Linked DNA regions of Homo sapiens: regions 1 and 3 are each linked to region 2. Evidence: chromatin contacts called from ENCODE Hi-C or POLR2A ChIA-PET data. All regions are on one chromosome and are shown on one strand. Each heading gives the region's core, a stretch centred on a gene start or an enhancer-like site at or near the end of the contact. The rest is flanking DNA. Distances are from core to core; before and after follow the strand shown.

Region 1 (3,908 bases), core at 1-2,500, 560 kb before region 2:
TGAGCACTGAAGGAACCCGGGTCCCATAAGCCCGTGCTTCTATGGGGGCTGCCCCCTCTCCCATCGCAGGGTAACTGGCACCAGGCTGTTAAGCTGTGGATGGGCAACCGCACAGTGCATTGGATGTGAGTATTTCAGTACGTGGAGCTGGCCAGTGGAGCCGGCCGAGGTCAGGCAGAGCGTACAGCAGCGCGCGTGTCCGTGGGGAGGGAGGGTCCTCCCGCCTCCCCGCCTCCCCGCCAGGCCAGTCCTGTTGCGCCTCCTCCTGCCCCACTCTGACTTTCCAGCGCCCAGGCCGGGGCGCCGCCAGGGCGTCTCTGAGGGTCGCGCCCCGATACCTTCCTCCACCCCACGGCTTCTTCCCCCCAAGGGCGGGGCTGGGGGCCCAGGAGCACCACAGCCCCCATGGGCCCGGGAAATGGCAGCTTCGTCATGGCCCAGCCCGCCACGCTCACCTTTTCCCACCACCTGGAGGATCCACTCTCCGTCCGTCCTTCCCGACCTCAGGCTGCAGAGGAAACCTGGGGGCGGGGGTCGAGGAAGCCGAGCCCCGAGGCTCCCAGCGCCGCCCCAGGAGGAATCTTGCGGGCCACTAGAAGCTGTGCGCGCGGCCGGGCTCGGCCCCCACAACGGCCCGAGCGGCCGGGCCTGCCGCGAGCCTCCGCGTCCAGGTGGGGTCTCCGCGCCCCCATTCCACCCCTCCCCGCCATCGGCGCTCCCCGCAACTGCGGGGTTTCCACCCGCCCCGGCGCTCGCGCCCACTCACGGTCTCCCTCGCCCCCCCGGGAGATGCTCCCGGCGTTCTATCCCGCCCCGCCCTGGCGCGCCCCGCAAACGATGTGACCCCGGCCCCCTGCGGTCTCCCCTCCTCCGGACGCTGCCCCTGCCCCACCTGTGGCGCTCCCGTCATCTCTAGAGCCCCCAACCAGAGTCCTCCAGCCCACCCGCGAGGCTCGCGCACCTGCGATGCGGCCCCACTAGCAGGGACCCGCCCACCTGTGGCGCTACCCCTGCCTCTGCCGCCTCCCGCACCGCTAGCGCGGCCCCCACCTACGACGACCCCCGCGTAGATGCTCCTGCCCACACCCGCCCCAGCCCCGGCCCCTGCCCCTAGCCGCGCCCGCGCCCCCTCCCCCGCAGCCCCTCCCATACGCTCGGGCCCCGCCCGTCACCGCCCATTGGCGCTGGGGCCGGGCGGGGGCGCGGGCGGGGCGGCGGTTCCGAGTCAGGCGCGCGCGGGCAGGGTCCCCATTGCCTGCTGCGCACCCGGACGTGCGGCTCCCCTCGGCCTCCTCGCCATGGACGCGGACGACTCCCGGGCCCCCAAGGGCTCCTTGCGGAAGTTCCTGGAGCACCTCTCCGGGGCCGGCAAGGCCATCGGCGTGCTGACCAGCGGCGGGGATGCTCAAGGTGCGCGCCCCCCTCCCGGCGGCGAGGGAGGGACGGACGGACGGAGCTGGGGAGAACCGGGCGAAGGCGATGGGGTGACCGGAGAGAAGAGGGGGGAAGCGATGGGGGGGACCCGGGGAAAGGTGGCGAAGCGATGGGGAGAACCGGGGAGAAGAGCGGGGAAGCGATGGGGAGAACCGGGAAGAAGCCCGCGCCCGGAAGCGGCAGGGGTACCTGCGGGGCGGCATGAGCCGGCGAGGCAGCCCCGGGGTCCTTGCCCGGTGGGGCGGGGGAGGAAGGGACATGGCGGTAGGAACCTCCATCCGGAAGATCAGTGAGTTTTCCACCTTCGGTTTTGTTTTAAATGGAACCTGGCAGAGGGAGTCGCCTGAAGCGCCCTCGGGGGTCGTTCTGCCTCTGAGCTGTAGGACGGGGCCGGGCGTCCCCTCCGAAGCGTGGGTACAGCGCGATCACTTCCTAAGTGCCCCCCCGCCCCCCAACTCCGCCGCACGCCACCCCCTAGAATGTCGAGGAAGAAACGGCTGGGTCCCCGCGCGCCTCCTGTCGCCTCGTGCCCTGCGCGGCGTGGGCGGGGTCCTGGCTGCTGCAATGCGGGACGCGGCGGGGGTGCGCGGGGTTCCCGCCTGGCGTCTCCAGGGCGGTCCGGCAGCCCCTCGCGTTTCCGCTGGGAGATTTTTAAAAAGGGTTTCCTGCGCTCGCATGTGCTGTCGCCTTCCGGCTCGTGACAAAAACGAAAACCAAAATGGGTCCCAGGCCCTCCCCGCCAGCCTCCGCAGACGGGAAGGATCAGGAAGCGGGGACTCCGGGATGTCAGCGGCGCCGCGGCGCGGGCTCCGGGCTTCCCTGCCCTGCAATGTGGAAGCTGCTCTCTAGGAGGGGCCCGAGGCTGGGCCCACGGACGCGGGCGCGCCGGGAGGATATTTAACATTGAAGAGCGGAAGGTGGCGGAGACTCGGCGCGCCCCAGGCCCCGGGTGCACGTGGGGGCGCCGGTGCCCGGATGATGGAGTGTCCCGATCCGTGCAATCCCTGGCGGGTAGATCGGCGCTTCCCAGGCGAACGCAACCTGGGAGCCTTAGCGATCGCGCAGGCTGGAGACGCGGCGCGCCCCGAGCTGGGTTTTGATTTTTGTTTTCCCGGTTCCTCCTGCCGCAGATGCGTGGAAAGGCCCGGATGGCGGATTTCCTCCCGTTTCGGGGCCGCGCACTGCACAGGGTTGGAGCGGGGATGCACCCCCTGCCCACTGCGCGGGTGACCTTCCCTTCGCCCTTGAGCGCGCGGGGCGGGCGCGGGTGCCGCAGGTTGAGGCGCTGTGGGCGCCGCCCCGCCCGCCACGAGCGCCTACGTGATGCCCGGCCCGTCGTCTCCACGAGCCCCGGCCCCGACACCCGTGCGCCGCGCGCTCCCCAGGCCCGCAGCGCAGCCTCCCCAGGCCCAGCGCCCCCCGCGGGAGACCCGGGTGGCAGCGCCAGGCCCCGCCCCGCAGCCCGCCCTGCAGCGCCCCCGGGAAGTGCTCTGGCGTTAGCATTCCAGTAAAAGGACCCCAGCATCAACGTTCTTCCTGCAGGGCTGGGTTCTCAGAGAAAGAAAACGTGATGCAGCAGAGGATGGGATTGAAGAAACAGGAGAGTGAAGTGGAAATAGCCTGGCCCGCGTGACTTAAACCGGCCCGGAGATGTGCGGGTACGAATGGAGCCGCCTTGGGGTCGGGATAGGACCCAGAGTGGCTTCTCAGTCAAAGGCCTTCAGAAGCAGAGGGAGCACCTTGAGTGACCTTACCTGGGCCGCGAAAGACAAGAAACCTTTGGCACAGGAAGAGGAACTGATCTCTGGAAGCCACCAGGGCGGGTGGAAAGTCAGGGTTTCAAGGTTATTTTGGAATTTAGGTGCTGTGGGCCTTGTACGGTGGCTCATGCTTGTCATCCCAGTGCTTTGGGAGGCCGAGGCAGGAGGCTCGCTTGAGCCGAGGAGTTCCAGAGCATCCTGGGCAACATAGTGAGACTCTGTGTCTACAAAAAAAAAGAAAGAAAAAAAATTAAGATACTGCATGTATTGGAAAATATTTATGGGTCATTCCTTTGAGCTCCATGTCCAAAAGCTTGCTAAAATGCGCGGGAGTTTGTGTACAGGCATGTGAGATTAGGATACATTGGCAGAATCGCGGTGTTCTCTGTTACCCTGGTTTTGCCACCTGGGAGGAGTTAGACATATTGAAGGTTAGTAAGTCCACGCCTCTTCTTTTCTGGGGAAAATGATACTTTGGAAACCAATATTATGTGGGGAACGCGGCTTGGTTGCTGCAACCTCGGGTTAATAGGAGACAGCTGCCCTCAGCTCTGCAGGTGGCATCAAATATGGTGGCCTCGAGCCCACATGGGTCACACCTGGGCTGTCCCTGGGGAAGCCCGCCATGGCGGGTCGCCTGGGCACTCTTTCCCTGGCAGAGCTGAAGTCACAATTTTTTTGTAGACTCTGTAAAGAGCTTTACCCTTCGGTGAT
Region 2 (3,832 bases), core at 44-2,543:
TTTCAATACTCCAGGCACTGATTTGAGATGTTACACTTTTTGAAGCCAGACTCGGTACTTTTTGGTATATTGGGCTCAGAGTCTCACTGGTACTAAGCTTATTTGATGCTTTGGTGTGTTGGGCACAGAGCTTTCCCTGGTATGTAGCTTATTTGTAAGTTTCTATAAATTGTTGCAAGTCAGCTGTAGGAAAAGCAGGCATCTTGAGAAGTCCTGGTAATTATTCCAGAGCACTAGGCTTACATTAAAAAATAAAAAAAAAACTTAGCCCAGAGTGTTGTGAAAAAGACCAATGGAGATTATCATTTAGCTACCTAAGAAGAGTGTAAAGAAAACAAATTATTATCCTAAAATACTAGTGATGATTTACCTAATTAATCTTTGACAGCTTGAAATGTGTCCTCAGCAAACGGTAATGTGGTAGTGTGTGCTCAAGGAACACTAGATTAATGAAGCACAGATATAAAAATTGCATCTGTTAGATTATGTAATTCTCTCTGAGTAATTTTAATTACTGGGTATTTCAGGACCTTCCAAATCTTCTTAGAACAAAAATGTCTTATTTTATTTTTAAGAAAACTTACTTTGAGTTTTCCATCACGCTAAATATTTTACTCATCGAGACCTTTTTTAAATTATAAGACTTTTTTTTTCTTTCTTTGATTTTGGCAGCATGGGAGAAGGAAGGTAAATGAACATAGAGAAGTTATCTAACAATTTGTTTTCATTTAACATTCAACAAGGGAGAGATTTGTTTCCTCTCCAGATTTTAAGAGATTTAAATAAGGTCGTTTATGTTCAGCTCAGTTAAGCTACTGATGATCATTCTGTTCTCTTGGCAGTAAAGTGTCCTCAGCCTATTATTTCTTTAGAACAATAAAATAGCCCGGGCTGCCCAAGCCATCATCCTACAATGGGTAGAACCATGCATAGATTATTAGCTTGCAACCACACTTCTGCCTCTATTGGATCATGGCAAGGGGGCCTGACAGCATAGACCTGCTTCTTGATAGAACAAAAAAAGAAGGCTAGCCCGTTCACGACAAGATCATTTACTAAGAAAATATTCAATACTCAACAATTGCAAGTCTTGGGACATTTAGAAAATAAAATAGACTTACACTCCTTGAAGTCATCCCAGGAGAATTCTTCCGGTGAAGACTAAGGTGATCATTCAGCCCCTCGCTCGTTGGGGAGAGAGAGTTAAGTCACAACTGAGATGAGAACATTGGTCCATGGCATTGTGAAATGGATATGCGCGTTAGTATAAAGGGCATCACTTAGTTCATTTCCATCTGGCCAGTGTTTATTCTGTGCTTTTTGTATAAGGCGAGAGTGCAAAGAGGTATGACCAGTCCTCTAGGAATCCCTAGCCAGTAAAAAACTTTTGTCAAAACAGAGGAGAATTCCTCTTCTAGCAATGTCCATCTAGCTGGCTTCTGACTCACCTTCCAACTCAAAACAATGAGACATACTATGTGTTAAATGTATCAATATATACACACACACAATTAAAATCTGTTTGAAACTATAGGGCTCCCAAAGTAGAAACCTCAGATTTCACAATTAAGAAAACTGAACACCAGTTAAAATTTCAGTTTCAGATAAGCAATAGGTAATTTTTAGTTCATGTATGTTCCAAATATAGCATGGGACACGTGTCAAAAGTTATTAATTGTCTCTCTGACGTTTCAGTGTAACTTAGTGTCACACATTTGCCTACAGCAAAGCAGGGAGAACCTGAGGGGCTACCATTCAGGACATCCTGACAGACGGGGCTTGTTTTCCCTGTGAGGCACCTGTTGATTCTAAGCACGGCAGCTTAGAAGCAGAGAGGACAAGTGAGATTGCAGAACACCTGTGGAATTCAAGGGACACAATTTGACTGTGCCGGCCCACCAATGAATAAGGCCTTTATTCAACACTCCTTTGGCTAAGGTGTAGGAATAAGGAGTGCTGTGAGTTTCATTGCATCCTCAAAAGGTGGTTTAAGTCCTAATCCCTGTGGCCTGTGAATGTGACCTTCTTTGGTGATAGCGTCTTTGCAGACGATCAAGTTAAGATCATTAGAATGGGCCCTTCTCCAATACGATGGTGTCTTTATAAAATGGGCAGATTTGGACACAGACAAGCACATGAGGAGAGCACCATATGAAGATGAAGCCGGGGATGCTGTGATGCTTCCACACATCAAAGACCGTCAGCACAACCCCGGAAGCTAGGAGAATGCCTGGAGTAGATTCTTCCTCACACCTTCATGAGAAACCAGTCCTGTCGATGAGAGAGAATATATTTCTGCTGTTCTAAGCCACCAGTTTTGGTAACTTTGTCATGGCAGCCTTGGGAAACTAAAACAAGGGTCAAGTGGAGGCAGCACTGCCCTTGGAGGGTTGAGGCCCAGCTCACTCCATTGCTGCAAATCCTGTCTAAATCATCTCCCTTTGCTAAGTGCTCCCAAACACCCAGCTTGTCAGAAACCAAAAATAAGCCATCCTAGGAGGAGTACAGTAACATTCAAGGCCTCAGGATATTTCCACATACGCCATGTTCAGCACCATATCAAAACAACCAGGCGTAGAATAAAACAAAACGGAAACTACAGCAGCAAAAGAAAAAAAGAAGTTATGAAAAGATGCTCAAAACAATGAATCCTCAGGAAAATAAACACACTGAAATCATAACATTGTCCTTTCACATCCTTACCAAAATGTCTTTAATTTAAAATGCTGATGATGCCAGGTGTTGGCTAGAGCTCTGCCTCTCAGAGTGTAAACTGGGGCGAGTATGCTGGAAAAGTATTTAGTGTTATCTACTAAGTTTTAACATACTCACTTCCTGTGCCCCAGTAACTGTATGCCTTGGCTTATCCTTCACACAAATGTGCACATATATGCAGCAAAAAACACAAACACAGATATCCATAGCAACATCGTTCATAATAGCTCCCAAATGGAAACAACTCAAATGTCCATCAAGAGTAGACAAATAGAATTCCATACACCAATGAAAAGGAACACGCTCAAGATGCATACAGCAACATGAGTGTAGCTTTCAAGCATGGCATTCAGTAAAAGAGCCAGAAAGAAAGCTCTATGTATTGGGTGATTCTATTTACATAAAGTTTGAGATGATAAAAACTAACTAGGGCATTAGAGTCCTGGAACAGAGCTCATCTTTTGGAAGCAAGGTGGACAGAATACCAAGAAAGGAGTACTTCTCTTGCATGGGTGGGTTCTATTTCTTGATCATAAAGGTAGCTATACCATTGTGTTTACTTGGTGATAGTTTGTCAAGCTATACGCTTATGACTTGAGTAATTTTTGTATCTGTTTTTATGGTTACAATTTTAAAAATTATCTATTTTTCATTTTTGGCTTCCATAGGTTTTGGAGGAACAGGTGATACTTGATTACACGAGTAAGTTTGTTGGTGGTGATTTGTGAGATTTTGGTGCACCCATCTCTCAAGCAGTATACATTGCACCCAATTTGTAGTCTTTTATCCCTCACCCCCTTCCCACCCTTTCCCTTGAGTCCCCAAAGTCCATTGTGTCTCTTTTTTTTTTTTTTTTTTTTTGAGATGGAGTCTCGCTCTGTTGCCAGTCTGGAGTGCAGTGGCACAATCTACCTCCTGGGTTCAAGTGATTCTCCTGCCTCAGCTTCCCAAGCAGCTGGGACTATAGGTATGTGCCATCATGCCCAGCTAATTTTTTGTATTTTTAGTAGAGACAGGGTTTCGCCATATTGCCCAGGATGGTCTTGATCTCTTTACCTCACGATCTGCCTGCTTTGGCCTCCCAAAGTGCTGGGATTACAGGCATGAGCCACCATGC
Region 3 (4,086 bases), core at 1,045-3,544, 890 kb after region 2:
TAATAAATAGCACGCAACACAATGCAAATACAGAAAAAATCTACAACACATTGTATGTAAATATCAACACGTTGTCAACTCCTCAATACATCTCCCAAGGAATTTGCACTCTGACTTATTTTCATGTTATTGGGAACGGATTACAATTGTTTTCCCGTGCATTTGAGAATGCTTGTGATCCCAGAAGATATACGTTAGAATCTTTACTTTGAGAAGATTTGGAATGACAATAGCTGTCATTCTCTCTTACTTTTAAGTATAGTTTTATGCATGATCTATAGATCTTAAAAAAATTCAAGAAGTTTTAAAATCCATAATTTATGTCTCAATTCTTACTCTATATATTCTTATATCAGCAGCCCTGGTATACCATAACATCTTTGACAAACCCTGGGTTCTGTTCACCTTATAAGGCATCTTCTCCAATGGAATGCAGCCAGCCCTGTGTATTTCATCAACCTTCAAAGATCAGTTCTGTTTCAGTGCAGGATGACTGTGTTTTGGCAAGAAGCAACGAAGTCTTGAGTGTGTGGAGGATTTAAAAATCAATCTAATCTTTCATAACAGCACCAATGGCCCTTTTAGTTTTAATGTCCCCAAATAATAAAGGATGGTTGTTGAACTGGATATAGCAGGCTTAGCAGATTGTTTTTCTAATTGGTGTTTTTTTCATCTTAACTTCAACCTTGGCATTTTCCTTCTGGATTTGAACACAGCATTTCCTCAAGTGGGCGCCAGAGGAACTTGAGAACCCCAGCCTTTGTGCACGGCTGTGCAACCTGGACTTTGTCGAGACAGGAGTGCATTACCATGACATTTAAGGAGGAGAACAAGCTGCTCTGAATTGTGTCAATCTCACTTGTGATCTATTTTTGAACAATGTACTAGAAAGATATTCCCGTTCACACAGAACTAGTGATTTACCCTCTGGTGGATTCTACCCCTCCAGCTACTTGGCGATAAATAAAGCCAGAGTGGAGAGAGAGTGTAAATAAAAATTAACTGTACCCAATTGGCTCCCCAATGCTTTCATTTATGCATGCTTGTTTGATGAGGTACTTTTCTATTTTTTTTTTTTTTTTGAGATGGAGTCTCACTCTGTCTCCCAGGCTGGAGTGCAGTGGTGCAATCTCGGCTCACTGCAAGCTCCGCCTCCCGGGTTCACGCCATTCTCCTGCCTCGGCCTCCCGAGTAGCTGGGACTACAGGCACCCGCCACCACGCCTGGCTAATTTTTTGTATTTTTTAATAGAGACGGAGTTTCACCGTGTTAGCCAGGATGGTCTCGGTCTCTTGACCTCGTGATCCACCCGCCTCGGCCTCCCAAAGTGCTGGGATTACAGGCGTGAGCCACCGCGCCTGACCTTGATGAGGTACTTTTCAAGTCTTCTTAATTGCCATATAAAATAAGGCCTCTGGTAATCAAAAGCCCTAAAAAAAATGTTGGGGGGGGGTTGTCCACCTTGGTTGGGGAGGGTTGTCCACCTTGGTTGGAGGGGGTTGTCCACCTTGGTTGTGGGGGGGTTGTCCACCTTGGTTGTGGGGGTTGTCCACTTTGGTTGTCTTCAAATTTTCCTTGTTGGTTTTTCACTTTCCAACTTCATTGCCATTTCAGTAACTCCTGGGGGTATATGGCACCCCGCAAACCTGGCGCTGCCATGGCCGGACAGAGAATCCAGGAGCTCTGATCCTCCCACCAATACCTACTGTGGTGTGGAAACTCTCCTGTCTCTTTTACTGAGCCAAGATAATGTTAGACAGCCTTCAAAGAAGTGCTTTAACAATTAAGAGAGCGAAAGAAATATATGTATAGAAAGAGAAAGAAACAGAGACAGACAAGCAGATACACACACACACAGAGGGAAAGAGAGAAAGCTGGAGGGGAGAGAATAGATAGGAAGAAATATAGAGAGATATATAAAGAGACAGAGAAATGGAGAGAGACAGATACATACAGAGAGAGATAGCAAGAGGGAATAGAAAGGGAGAAATGGAGAGAGAGGAATAGAGAGACAGAAAAATAGAGAGCAACAGATAGGGAGAGAAAAGCAAAATAGAACAGCAGTGCAGTAACACAGTATAAATTCCTAAAACAGTGTGTAGCCACACATTTATTTGGTCATCACTATGTACTGGTTTTTGGACGTCTGTCTCTTTATTCCCTTTGTCCTGAGTGGCTTGCTGTGGACATAGTCTCTATCTGGTTCTTGGGCTAGTGGTACTCTCTCTCAGGGAAACAGTGGCTCCACCCCTCGGCTCTACGTGAGTCTAGGGACTTCGGGCCTGGAAGTTGGAGACCTTCCTTCGTTTCACAAAATCTGCACCACATCAGGTTTCTCCTGCCACTAAAAGCAGAAAACAGCTCTTCCTTTTTCTGCGTCCGTGGGCGGTAACTGGCTGCCCTTTCAGTTCCCGTTTCCCGTCTAGGACGTCCTAATTTTGAACAGAACAAACAGCACTTGCAACACCCAACCCATCAGGAAATCCCGTTGTCTCTGCCTTTGGAAGATCCAGAACCTCATGGATTGTTACCATTTCCCAGCTACTCACCATTGCAGCTGGAAACACCGTCCTCTGTCACTGGATTCCCACGCGCACCCGCCAGCTCCCCTGCTCCAGAGCCTGGCTCCTTCCGCAGCAGCGAGAGGGTCCCCACGCAAGCCAGCCTCAGGTGCTCACTTCAGCAGCACATCTGCTAAAACTGGAACATACAGAGAAGAGGAACCTGGCCCCTGTGTAAACATGACATGGAAATTCATGGGACATTCCATATTTTTATGAATATACTAAAAGCCGCTGAATTGTAGGCATTGAAAATAATACATTTTATGGCATGTGAATTATATCTCAATTCAGCTACTGTAAACTAAATAAACAAAAGTAAACCATGCCCATCCTCCGCTCAAAGCCCTGCAATGGTTATTTCATTCAAAGTAAAGTCTATGTTCTTAAAAAAGCCAAAAAGCTTCCTGTGATCTAACATCTCCCATTCCCATCATTTACAATCTGATTCTTTCTCTAGTTATTTTTCCCCTTACTTCAGGCGGATGCCAATTTGCACTGTTCCAGGAATGTGCCAGGTACCTCGCCCCCCTAGCTGTCCCTTGTTAAGAACCCCTGCAAAGACAGGGTGGACTCGCGGCCCCCAAATTTGGTTCAATGTTGAGATCAATGATGCCACACACACACACACACACACACCAAGACAGTATAACAAGGTGTATTTACATAATGGCAGAACAGGGCAAACCTCTTAAGCAGGTCTCAAACAGTGTGAAAGAGCAAGGAAAGGTGCATAGCTGGGGGTTTTACTGTGGTGAGCAGGGGGTTGGGGTTGGGTAAAGGTGCCCAGATTGAGGGCTTGCGTGATCTGAATCTCCTGCCAGTGTCCAAGTGGGAGCACTTGAGCTTTCTTCTCAGCTTGTCCAGATGTGGGACAAGCTGAAGAGAGGCCCAGGACAAACATTTGGCCAGTGAGGCTTAAATGTTTTCAAGCAGCAGAAACTGGAGTCAGCCTCTTTATCACACAGCTATTTAATAAAACCTCGGGAGCTCAGTAAGACCTATCCTGAGCACACCCTGCAAAATCCTCCTTCATACCTCATCGGCTTCTCCCCCATCTGTGTTCTTGGCTCGGGGTTGTCTTTTTCACACATCGCTGGCCACCTTCTAATGTGCCCTGTCATTTTCCTAAAATATTCAGAACTTGTTATCAGGGTTCCCCTGGGTCCTCTCCTGACCTGCTAAAAATGAACTGCTTGAGGGCAGAGGTCTTCCATCCAAATGCAGATGAATTCCGAGTGCCTGCAGCAGACCTGGCACCAAGCAGATGCTCCATACGTACATGTTGAGTGAGTGAATTCAGGTGCTTAAGAAGCACTCAGCATCCATTCAATAACCTGGTTCTATAGGTTGGTGAAAAAGTAACTGTATTTTTTTTTAACCATTACTTTTTAGTGGCAAAACCGCAATTACTTTTGCACCAACCAATGGTTGTCAAATTCTCTTTGGTGGCTCACCTCCTCAGTTATTTTTCAACATGAATCTTAGCCCTTGGGGCTATCAGAATTTTACTAGTGGTTAAATT

Evidence for each region. A loop is a pair of places that touch in the nucleus more often than their neighbours do. ChIA-PET counts read pairs that join two places held with the same protein, here RNA polymerase II (POLR2A). Pooled maps may share reads with other maps.
Region 1: a pooled map shows a loop between it and region 2 (3-fold over the local background). The contact joins the promoter of PFKP here to the enhancer-like site in region 2. A Hi-C loop is called at or near these places in 1 of 50 pooled maps. POLR2A ChIA-PET finds 5 or more read pairs at or near these places in 2 of 52 experiments (activated CD8-positive, alpha-beta T cell and activated T-cell).
Region 3: a loop to region 2 is called in a pooled map, with 3 times the contacts of the local background. The contact joins two enhancer-like sites. A Hi-C loop is called at or near these places in 2 of 37 single-sample maps with no recorded cell type and 3 of 50 pooled maps. POLR2A ChIA-PET finds 5 or more read pairs at or near these places in 1 of 52 experiments (PC-9).

What each region holds. Positions count from the first base shown.
Region 1 is chr10:3,066,298-3,070,205 of GRCh38, forward strand. PFKP (phosphofructokinase, platelet) reads left to right here and starts at 1,251. Exons shown (of 22, transcript NM_002627.5): 1 at 1,251-1,410. The coding sequence starts at 1,299. It overlaps LOC124902536 (wiskott-Aldrich syndrome protein family member 1-like), which reads left to right and starts at 273. Exons shown (of 1, transcript XM_047426132.1): 1 at 273-1,051. The coding sequence starts at 406. The coding sequence ends at 843. It overlaps PFKP-DT (PFKP divergent transcript), which reads right to left and starts at 636. Exons shown (of 4, transcript NR_160681.1): 1 at 456-636. RefSeq lists silencers at 980-1,079, 1,090-1,489, 1,910-2,089, 2,503-2,683, 2,770-2,969 and an enhancer at 2,290-2,359.
Region 2 is chr10:3,624,843-3,628,674 of GRCh38, forward strand. The region is part of intron 1 of LOC105376360 (a long non-coding RNA gene); the gene reads left to right. Among named protein-coding and RNA genes, the nearest start is that of LINC02669, 120 kb to the left of the region's middle. Within about 2 kb of position 1,294, at least 2 of the 41 ENCODE cell types and tissues checked have a DNase peak (open chromatin) inside an H3K27ac peak, as active enhancers do.
Region 3 is chr10:4,512,282-4,516,367 of GRCh38, forward strand. It overlaps the pseudogene RNU6-163P. Among named protein-coding and RNA genes, the nearest start is that of LINC00703, 130 kb to the left of the region's middle. RefSeq lists an enhancer at 2,290-2,339. Within about 2 kb of position 2,295, at least 21 of the 41 ENCODE cell types and tissues checked have a DNase peak (open chromatin) inside an H3K27ac peak, as active enhancers do.